2 separate regions of the Mus musculus genome follow, and region 1 is linked to region 2. The links are chromatin loops, found by intact Hi-C in ENCODE. Cell type or tissue: heart. All regions are shown on one strand. Each heading gives the region's core, and the rest is flanking DNA. Links, peaks and the distances in the headings are about the cores only.

Evidence for each region. Peaks named below come from ENCODE experiments on the same cell type or tissue, not always from the same donor. Only the 100,000 strongest peaks of a DNase experiment are listed, where the experiment ranks them.
Region 1: a loop joins it to region 2, with 1.9 times the contacts of the local background. A loop is called at or near these places in 7 of 42 quality-filtered maps.

Annotation. Positions count from the first base shown.
Region 1 is chr12:75,870,009-75,875,377 of GRCm38, reverse strand. The region is part of intron 2 of Syne2 (spectrin repeat containing, nuclear envelope 2); the gene reads right to left. Among named protein-coding and RNA genes, the nearest start is that of Mir5101, 36 kb to the left of the region's middle. In heart, for the core only: no CTCF peak of the experiment used is centred there; no DNase peak of the experiment used is centred there; H3K27ac peaks cover 334 bases.
Region 2 is chr12:75,817,212-75,822,580 of GRCm38, reverse strand. Gm40447 reads left to right here and starts at 2,953. Exons shown (of 7, transcript XM_011244246.1): 1 at 2,953-3,084; 2 at 3,230-4,672. The coding sequence starts at 2,953. The coding sequence ends at 4,498. Syne2 (spectrin repeat containing, nuclear envelope 2) reads right to left here and starts at 4,263. Exons shown (of 116, transcript NM_001005510.2): 1 at 4,103-4,263. In heart, for the core only: CTCF peaks have their summits at 3,209, 4,140 and 4,345; DNase peaks (open chromatin) are centred at 3,280, 3,890, 4,020, 4,310 and 1 weaker place; H3K4me3 peaks cover 2,584 bases; H3K27ac peaks cover 2,612 bases.

The DNA of each region.
Region 1 (5,369 bases), core at 304-5,303, 53 kb before region 2:
CGCATCTTATTTTAATTTTATTTTACAGAAGAGTTTCAAGGGCCACAGTCCCCTTAACCAAGTCTCCTGGGATCTCAACAATGCGCTCTCAGCACTTTCTCTCTCCAGTTAGTAGATGATAAATAACTCTAAACAAGTGCTACAAAATGCACAGAGAGGTCATTTTATTTCTCAACAGAGGGAAAAATGCTAGAAAACAACGTTTTAATGATTCCAAGATCAAATTACATGCACACAATGTACACTTCCCAAGCAAGAAGAGATCTGTCCTCCATAACTATAAAATAAAAGTTCAAAATAAAATTAAAAAAAAATAACAACTATAACAACAAATATCAACCTTCTTGTTTATCCCCCAAGGGACCAACAGAGAGAGATAACATTCAGGAGATAACATACGGAAAAGGAATCACCACGCAAGAACATTACTGCATCCAGAAAGATGCTGCCTAACTCTGGGGGAAGGTGCAGGGGCGGAGAAAGAAGGGGATGCACATTAAATAACCCTGATGGAGGAACGTGGCACAGAACCAGCTTCAGCAAGTGCATCCCCAGCCTCCGGAGTTTTAGTGCCCTGGGTTCATCTGTAAATCTCAGTCATTTGATCTCCACTCCGAGAAGAGGAGCTTTCATTTCATGTTCACTTAACACTAGACAAAACAAGTCTTGAGGCTGAGTACCCTGGGGTCTCTGAGCTTTCCCAGGGTGGGAAAACAGACACCAAAATCGGGGTTTTCATTAGATGGTTGAAATCAGAGCAGCTTGTCTAATCGAAGGTTCAGCAAGGAATAACCCCTGACCTAGAAGCACAAACGTGAATTAAAACAGTCAAACTGTTACAAAGAAACCTGGTTATCGCTGGCCTGATTTGTTTCAACGCCACAGAAATGGAGGGGGGAGGGGGGACTGGTAGAAAAAGGAGCAGTCAGCGCTACCCCAAGGGGGGGGGGGGGACCCCCCCCCCCACATACACACACACAGAAGCAATGCACAAAGGAGCCTCCAGAAAAAAAGGGGCTTGGAACACCCTCTGAGGCTTTGTAAAACTTACTGTCCAAACAAGAGAACAACTCTCTTCAACAGGGAAATCAGAGCCCTTTAAACACAAGGACCCTTTACTCAAAGCCATCGCAGGTACACAAAACACCTCTGCAGATGCTCCATGCCACCCATCCCTTACCCCAGATCTCACAGGTTTTCATCCTGCCTTGCCCTCAGTAGTACAGCTAATTCTGCAGGAACTAGAGCCAAGCGGCTCACCCTGAGCCAGGAGACTTAGTAACCTTTTGTTCTTTTAAAGGCTGACCCATGGGGGGAACTAATAATTAAGAGCCACGTGCTTACCGCAACTTAATAAAAACCTTCTTAGAACTGCACCTAGAGAATAGGACCTTTTAAACAGCAGATGGCAGGGGTGGGGGAAGGGAGAAGAAATGAAAGGACTACTAGAATGACGTAATACAATGGTGAGTTTCTGTGGAAAATGCTAAGAAATGGAACTTGATTTTGGAGACAAATAAGGGACATATGTGACCCACGTCAACATTAATGTAAGCCTCCGTCATTATCATTCTTCAAAACTACTTGGCTGGATGAGAAGGGAGGCAAAGATTTTTCTCTTGGTCGCATTACCATGAAAATACACGTCACCCCACGGTTTGCTCCAATTCAGTCAGCCTTGTGAGAGCTGGCAACAGCATCCACTTAGCTGGGAGGGAATTGAACTGAAAACAAATTAGGAAAAACTTCAGGGTATAGATTTAAAGTTCCTTACAAATTAGCTCATTACAGAGCTACCATGGCTCCTGGGTCTCAGAAAAGTCCCAATGTCTTGCATAAGTTCACCTGAGAGGCTAACATGGAAAGTCCTCTTCACAGTAGGTTCAAAAGCAGTGCCCCAAGGTCAAGGCATCACACAACTGTCCTCTTCAGCCAAGAGCCACGAGGACAAAAGTGCCACATCTCCTGGAGCAATCGATCAACTCAACTGAACGGAACTACCGCATCCAGCCCCACACTCAGGACTTGGATTTTTCATTCCCTCATTAAAATCTGTCCATCATTTCGAAATTCCTTACTGAATAAATTATAAGTTCCTAGGCTAACATTCTCCACTAGTAATGTTTCTCTAAGCTACTTCTTTTATACACGCACATGTGTGTTGTGGCCTGGGATATGTGTGAGTGTATATGTACACATGCATGTGCGGGGGTGGGGGTGGGGGGGGCATTAGCAGTATTCTTCAAGACTATTCTTGTAGAGGACCTGAGTTTGGTTCCCAGCACCTACAATGAGACTGTTCACAACTTCCTGAAACTCTAGCTGCCAGGAGATCCAACATCTCTGACCTCCATAGGCACCTGAAATCATTTACACAGACACACGCACACAGACACAGAGTTAAAACATAAGTTTTAATTTTTTTGGTTAAGATCTATGTCTCAGTCAGGGTTTCTATTGCTGTGATGAAACACCGTGATCAAAACCGAGTTAGGGAGGAAAGGGCTTATTTGGTTTCTGTTTCTATATCACAATTCAGCAGCAAAGGAGGTCAGGACAGGAACTCAAGCAGGCCTGGAACCTGGAGGCAGGAGCTGATGCAGAGGCCATGGAGTGCTGCTCACTGGCTTGCTCCTCATGGCTTGTGCAGCCTGCTTTCTTATAGAATCCAGGACCACCAGTCCCGGGATGGCACCCCCTACAATGGGCTGGGTCCTCCTCCACTGATCACTAATTAAGAAAATGTCTTAAAGCTGGATCTCATGGAGACATTTCCTCAACTAAGACTCCTTTCTCTGATGACACTGGCTTGTGTCATGTTGACACACAAACCCAGCCAGTACAATCTGAAGTCACAAGTGTTTCAAAACAACCCAAGTGGAAATCAGAAATGTAAAACTTAAAAATTAACTTTACTCCTCAATAATCCCACCTGCTTTTGAGACAGGGTCTTTCTGTTATAAAGTCGTGGCTGTCCTGGACTTCACTAGGTAGAGGCTGGCCTTGAACTTACAGAGCTCCACCTGCCTCTGTCTCTGATGCTGGGATTAAAGGCTGCCACCATGCTTGGCCAAAGCTCTCCTTTTTGTTCGGTGATAACAGCAACTCTTGCTGAGGGCTCTCTAGACCAACATGAAAGCAACAGGAACTTCATAGGGAAGGGCTCAGCTGAGCTGTTTACTGAGTTCCCAGCTCTTACAGGAGCACTGAGTAGGCAGGAAGCACTCAGTCAGTATTCATGCAGTCCATGAGTGTTGATTCAATTAATGAAGATGAGGTAGCTTCATTTTCTTACACTGGTAATTAAAAAGGCAAAGATTTAGGCACTGTGCTAGTTTAGTTTTTGTCTTCTGTAACAGTGATAAACACTATGACCAAAAGCAACATATCTTATTTCATCTTATATTTCCAGGTCATAGTCTATCTTTGACAAGGTCAAGGCAGGAACTTAAGGGAAGACCAAAGATTAAAAACTACAGAAGGTGGCTGCTTCTTGGCTTTCTCTTGGTGTCTGCTCAGCTTAGCTTTCTTATGCAAGCTGAGATTCCCTGTCTAGGCATGGTTCCGTCCACAGTGGGCTGGGTCCTCCTACATCAATCTACAATCAGGAAAATGCCCCCACAAAACTGCTCACAGACCGGTCTGATCTGGGCAAGCCGGCAACTGAGACACCCTACTGTAACTCTGAGCTGGGTCAGGGTGACAGCTCAATTTGACAAAGTAGCAAAGTCACACTCCTCAAAGTAAAAGGCTAGCTGCTACATTGTAAGAAAAACTTTCAAATTATAACTTTCCAAATACAGAAAGAACAGAAGACAACAGAAAGACAGAAGACATATATATATATATATATATACACACACACACACACACACACACACACACACACACACATATAGATGTATGATTAGCTTCGAGTCAGCCTCACTGCTCAACCCCCATGTTATCCCTGTTCTTCGTCTTTGGCCCTGTGGTTTCAGTGTTGGAAATAGAACCTAAGACGTCATGGATGACTCTACCACTGAGCCACACCTTCACTCCAGCCCCTATGTCTTTCCCCCCTACATACACACACACACACACATACACCCAACAGAAAGAATAGCACTGATGTGTGAATAGCACTGAAGATGTTTGCCTCAGGGAAAGAGAACAAGTTGGTCTGAGGCTGTAGCTGGTTGAATGCTTCTCTAGTATGCTCAAAGCCCCAGCACTACATAAAGTAGATGTGGTACTGCACGCTTAAAATCCCAGCACTGGGGAGGAAAGCAAGATAGTCAGAAGTTCAAGGGTGTCCTCAGCTACCTATGGAGTTTAAGGCCAGCCTAGAATACATGAGATTCTGTTTCAAGAAAATAAATAAAATATAATTTTACAATATAAATATACATTTAAAAAAACAACTTATGGGGCTGGCAAGATGGCTCAGTGGGTGAGAGCACTGACTGCTTTTCCGAAGGTCCTGAGTTCAAATCTCAGGAACCACATGGTGGCTCACAGCCACCCATAATGAGATCTGACGCTTTCTTCTGGGTGCGTCTAAAGATAGCTACAGTGTACTTATGTATAATAATAAATAAATCTTTTTAAAAAACCCAAGTTCTGAAACAGTGTGCTAATTAGGATTTTATGTGTATGTGTGTGTGCATTTTAAAGGATAAAGCCTAACACTTGTTTCTAGGTATTCAAATTATCCCCTGTTGCCCGTTTACTGGAGTTACAAACCTTAAGCTTCACAGTTTCTCTCCTGCTCTGGGTAAAACCTATAAGGTTAAATAAACTTCCCTGTGTTTGTGTTTCCCTTTCCAGAGCTCCACATGTTGAAAATATGCTCAAAACATTTGCTGAGTGACAGACAGTCACTATTACAATCAAGAAACAGTCTTGTCATTGTATAAGGGTCTTTTTGTCAAGTTATCCCAACCTGTGTGTTTCCTAATTTCTTTTTCTTTTTCTTTTCTTTTTTTCTTTTTTAAAATAAGCCCTGGAGTGTGCTGCCTTCCAGTGTCTAGATGTATGTCCAGGCCAAACCTCCCCAAGAATGTTTATGGCAACTGGTGACTTCGAGACATGGGCATAAAGTGATAACACAATCTCTCTCTCTCTCTCTCTCTCTCTCTCTCATAACCAACTTGAGTCTATCAAAAATCACTTCATTAAAACAAAAGATGCAGGCTAGAGTGATGGTTCCTCAAGCTGCCACCAAGTCTGATGACCTGAGTTGGACCCTTGGGTCTCACATGGTAGAAGGAGAGAACGAACTGGAACAAGTTATTTTCTGATCTTTGTACATGCGCATGTGCACACACACACACACACAATTAAAAAAAAAAAAATGAATCCTGTTATCCAGGAAATTCCAAGGGTTT
Region 2 (5,369 bases), core at 131-5,130:
TTGAACTCTCTACCCTCTGGCCTCCACCTCAAGTGTTAGGATTACAGCTGTGACTACCACACCTGGTTCTTGTTTGCTTTTAAACATCCCACCGTGAAGCCTTGAAGAATAAGCTCTATTTTCTCTCAGCACTACTTCTTAACTAATGTATCACTTCCCTGACATTTCTCATAACAGTTACAGCAGAGAAAACGGCTCTGCTGTTTTCCCAGTTGGCCTGTCCTACTCCTGGACAGACTCAGACGCTTCCCCTCCCCCACCACACCCCACAGTCCGGGAAGCTGACTTCTGTCACTGTGGACTGAGCACTGCAGCGGGCCTTCTTCCTACTGCACAGGCAGATCCATCAGCACTGGGATCAATCCTTTGACTTTGGTGCAGTAGTGAAACCCAGAAGCTTCAGGTCAGAGGCCTCCTACCCCAGGCTCTGACATACGCAATCTTCCCCCAATTCCAGAGTTTTCGAACCATAAAATGGGACAAATAAAGAGCACAGACAGGGAGTCCACGTGACTTCCAAGATGGCACCCTGCATGAGCTGCACCTGATTTTAATTTTCGTGCCTCTCCTCCCGTTTGTTTCCTTTTCACTTTTTGGGATAGAGTCTTAGTCTTGCTCAGCCAAGCCTCTTACCTTGGCTGGGGTTACAGTTGTTCACACCACAACATCCATCATTTCTTTCTATACTCCCTTCGTAGTAGAGTGCCTAATGACAGTGACACATAAATCCACAGCAGCCAGGCTCTTTGCTGCCTCAAGGGCTCGGCACATGCTGGGCCTCTGCATGATCCCCTTCCAAGCCGGTCTCCACTCCGCAATCTCTCATCCCACCCGTGGGTTACCTTCCTCCCCCTTTCAAGTACCACTATCACCTTCCAGGACCCATTGGCTAGTCCGACTCAGCTCCCATCATTCACTTCCTTCTACATGACAGTACATGACAGTAAGGGGAACCTACTGCACACCAGGCACTCTTCTAGATCCTAAGCACACAGTAGTGAGGCAGGTTTCCATGGCTCATGCCTGTCGTTAGCACTTGGGAGGTAAAAGTAAGAAGATGGGTTCAAGATTGTCCACAATTCCATAGCAAACTCAAGGTCAGCCTGGGCTACCTGACTCTGTCTCCAAAAAAGAAAGAAGATACAGAAGTGGGTAAGATGGCTCAGAGAGAGTTGGGGGGGGGGGGGGTGAGGGCAATGTGTTAGTACGAGACAACAAATTATAAATTAGTGAGGGATGCATTATACATTAGGCAGCCATAGGTGCAATGGAGACAAAACTTATGAAGGAAGAATGGGAGTTGCTAGGGTGTGATTTTTTAAACCTGGGAGTCACTGAGACAATCGCATTGAGCTATGGATGGAGGCTACAATGAGGATAGCAGTGAAGGGACCACATCTCAGGCAGAGCAAAGACCCTTAGCAGCAAGAAAGCTGCTGTACCTAAGACACTTGGGCAAGGCGAGGAGAGAGCAGATGTGACATGGGATGGGTAAAAGGATGAAGGACCAGAAACCGGAAGGGGTGTGGCTCCAGGAGCCCCCCGCAGGTCTGTGCCCACCAGAGGGACCCAGAAGGGCAGTTAGAGGGTTCAGAACAGGAGTATGAGGTTATGTACTTTACGCTTCAAACACCATGATTAAACTGGACACAGTGGAGCACACTGGGAGATCCCAAACAAGTTCAAAGCCAGCCTGCGGCCACTTGACAAATCCTGGTCTCAAAATGAAATAGAAAGGGGCTGGGGTATATCTCACTGGGAGAACGTAAATGAAGTCACGAGTTTAATCCTTAGTAGATAAGCAAATAAAGTACAAAGCGAGCTGTTAGTTTGATAATGTATTTTATTTTCCACCTACTTTCTCCAGTATATAAAGGAAGTGACCCCAGCTGCCTTGTCCACTCTAGAGTCCCCACACCTAGCACTCTATAGTCTCCCCAATGCCCTCACCTCTAGCACAATGCAACCTGCATACTCAATAAATACTTACGGATGAGCAAGATAACCACAGGCTATACGTACATTCACAATAAGCACCTCACGAATGACCACTTGTATTATTTGGGTCTCCCAGTGTCCAGCCCAGTGGTTGGCACATTGCAAGAGCCTATTGGCAGATATGAATGTTTGTGAAATTACTGGAAATCGCTACTTAGACACATGATGAGTCACAGCCAATAAATGATAAGTAGCTTTTCGTCCCTGGCAGTTGCTAGAATGGGACCTATTCTGCTTTGAATCCTCCAGTAAACTTTCACTGGTGCTACTGAGGGCACACAAGACTCAACCCCCTGTGACTCAGCCCTGTAAACACAGGCAGTATCCAGCAACACCATTAGCCCGAGTCCATTGAAACGCTAATAACATTTCTAAGTGGGTAAACTTACTCTTTTTTTTTAAAGAGAGAGACTCTTACTGTATCAGATAAGTTGATCCAAAGTGGTTTAATTTGGGATTTTTAAACATTCAAATAGAAGCTGTTAAATCATGAACTGGTGGCTGAAAGTTGTAATTCCAGCACCTGGGCTGGAATAAGGAGCTCAAAGCCAGGTTCAATTATGTAACAAATTCAAGGCTATCCTTGATTACCAGAGACCCTGTATCCAAACAAAACCAAATGGAAGAAGCTTTTTAACTCAACTAGGTAGGCAAAGACCAAAACCCTTCCAAGGTTTACTCATTTTTATCTTCGCCAGCGTCTTCACTAATAAAACTTTATGTGTATTACACCTGTTCCCACCACCCCGAGTGTGTGTGTGTGGGGGGGGGGGTGTTGCAGAGGAGGAGGCAGCTGACAGGCAGGACAGAGGCCACACAGTAGCCACCGCAGGGAAAGCCTTTGGAAGTCTTGAGAATTTTCCAGAAAGAAAACTGGAGCCCCAGTCATGCGTTGAAGCGTGTAAACACGTCAAAAATCCTAGGCCATAAAAACCGAATGCTCCTTCTCCCATGATGGCGTTTACTGGAACGGGAGCTGCGAGGAGGCCAGGTCTGCTTAACTGTGCCCCCACCCGAACATTCGAGCTCAGCCACAGAATTACCTCCAGCAAGAGCTTTGGGGGATGGAAACTTTTAGGGAAGCAGGTGGAGTTGCTTCAAATAAAACTTTTCAAACATTTGTTAAGTCCCACGGTTACTGAGAGCCTCCCCGGTTTGCCTCGAGCTACTACATGGTGCCTGTGCACAACCGCGCCTGCTGCCACTCCGTCCCGACGCTCCCTTCCACTAGGGGAGGGGAAAACAACTTTCGGAAATAAGGCGCGTCCACAAAGGCAAGTGTTACACTGGACTTCTCCACCTCCATCTCAGGCAGCGGCTCCTGTGGCCAGCAGCCCTGGATGCAATCCACGGGCCCCCTCCCACACTGGGCATCTTTTCAGACCTCAAGAGAGAGACCGTAAGGAGGACCAGGTGCTACCGTCAGACCCTAAAGGCAATTGTACAGACAACAAAGACCGCAAGCGATCAAAATGGAATTATAATCCCCGCGGTCCCAGCGCCCCCTCTCCGCCCGCCGAGACTCAGGGCCGCCGCGCCCGCCTCTTCTCTTCCAACGCAAGGGTCCCGCGTCCTGTCCACAGTGTGCGCCCCGGCTGCAGGTTCTCCGGTCCCCGGGGCTAGCCTCCCGCCGCCCGTGGTTTTGCAATCTCTGCGCCGCGGCTTCAGTGTTCTAACACCCGGTTCGAAATCTTTCCCGCCCAGGCGTGACGCGAGGAATGCAAACAATCAGCCGAGCGCGCCCGCCTGGACCGGGATAGGGGGACAGTGGGGAGTCCCGGGGCCGAGCTGGGTGCACCCGCGGGCCGGGCCCGGAGGTGACACAAAGAAGCCCGGGACACCAACGCCAATCGCTGGCGCTCGCCGCGATCCCCAGGGTGCCCCGCCCGCCGCTAAGTTTACAGCGCCCCGCGCGCCCCGCTGTCCCCTCCCGGGTGAAGTTTCCCACGGCCCAGCTGGGAGCCGGGCATCCAGAGACTCCCGTGGGCCCCCCGGGCTCCCCGCTGGGCTCTGGGGACTCCGCAGGGCTCGTGCCCGCCTCTTCCCCGCCCTCCCGCTCTCGCAGGGCGCTTTAGGGCGCGGAGCCCCCCGCGGCTGCGCTCACCGTTGTCTGCCCGGCCGGGAGGCGAGGGCCGGAGTTCGACCCGACCTACTCCGCGCCCCCCTCGCCTCGCTGCCTCGATGGCGCCCCTCGATCGCTCTCCCGCTCGCTCTTCCGTGCGGCCGAAGGCTTGCGGCGCAGCCGAGCGCGCTCCGCTCTGGACTGGAGGCTACAGACCACGCCCCGCGCCCTCCCGGCCCGCCCAGTCCCGCGCTCGCCGCCGCCCGGAGCAGCGCACTGGGGGCGGAGCCGCCTCCCTGCGGCCACCGCAACTTTCCCTCCGCCTTACAGACCCTTGCAGGTGGCGGGAGTGAGGAACTAACTCCGAACGCAGGTTCACGAGCCTCCGCCTCCGTGCCTACCCGCAGCTGGAGACAAAGGGGAGGCCGACTCTCCTAGAACACTTTTCAGGCGGGTTTCACTTCTTCACGGTGGGTGGATGCCTAGATCTACAAATCAGCGAGCCGACCGCGATCCGGTCCTTGAACCCAGGTGGAGCCTTAGAGAAACATGGACTTTTCATCGGCTTCTTAAGAGTGTCAGGAAGCCCAGACCTCGACCTCACCTACGGAGGTAAGATAAGGAGGTGCTTATTTAACAATGCAGATAAGTGACACCCCCCACCCTATTTCCCTGTCCCCCCCCCCCCCGCCCCGCGCGTGCCAGCCTGCAGGATGGGCTGAGGAGAGCCGCCTCAAACAACGACATTCAGGAGAAAGTGGGTCCCTGGGAATCTGTCCTGTAGGTGTCAGTTGGATTTTCCAGCAAATTACTCAATCCTGTGAACTCAGGATGACATCACCTGACTCCCACTCGCGTTTCGAGTCGCTGTTATAGTATTAAGACTCTTGAAGTCAGACACCAACGCATCACTTCACTGTTAAATCACAAAGAGGCAGTGGCCTGAGTTTCTATCGCAATCAAATTTAACTTCATGCAAGTCCCGCCTCATGCATATTGTGTAGCTGCAGAATCTTATCTGGATTGCTTAGTGCGCTACTGATGGCCCAAATTAAATGGTAAGGGTCGAAGATTAAAAGTTTGACGACAGTGGGTTCAGCTAATCCATGTTTCCGGGAAACGTAGGTTTTAATTCTATCCACACTCTCCTCTCTGCGAGTATTGAGGTGACACAAGTAAACTGTGAAAATACATGCTTTATTGTCTTTTTTCGCCGTACTATATCTGCATGGCATTTCTTGTATTCTAGGTTCACTCTGACCTTCCAAGTTCTTAGACTATTTGCTATGCATCCCGTAATGGCTTGGTG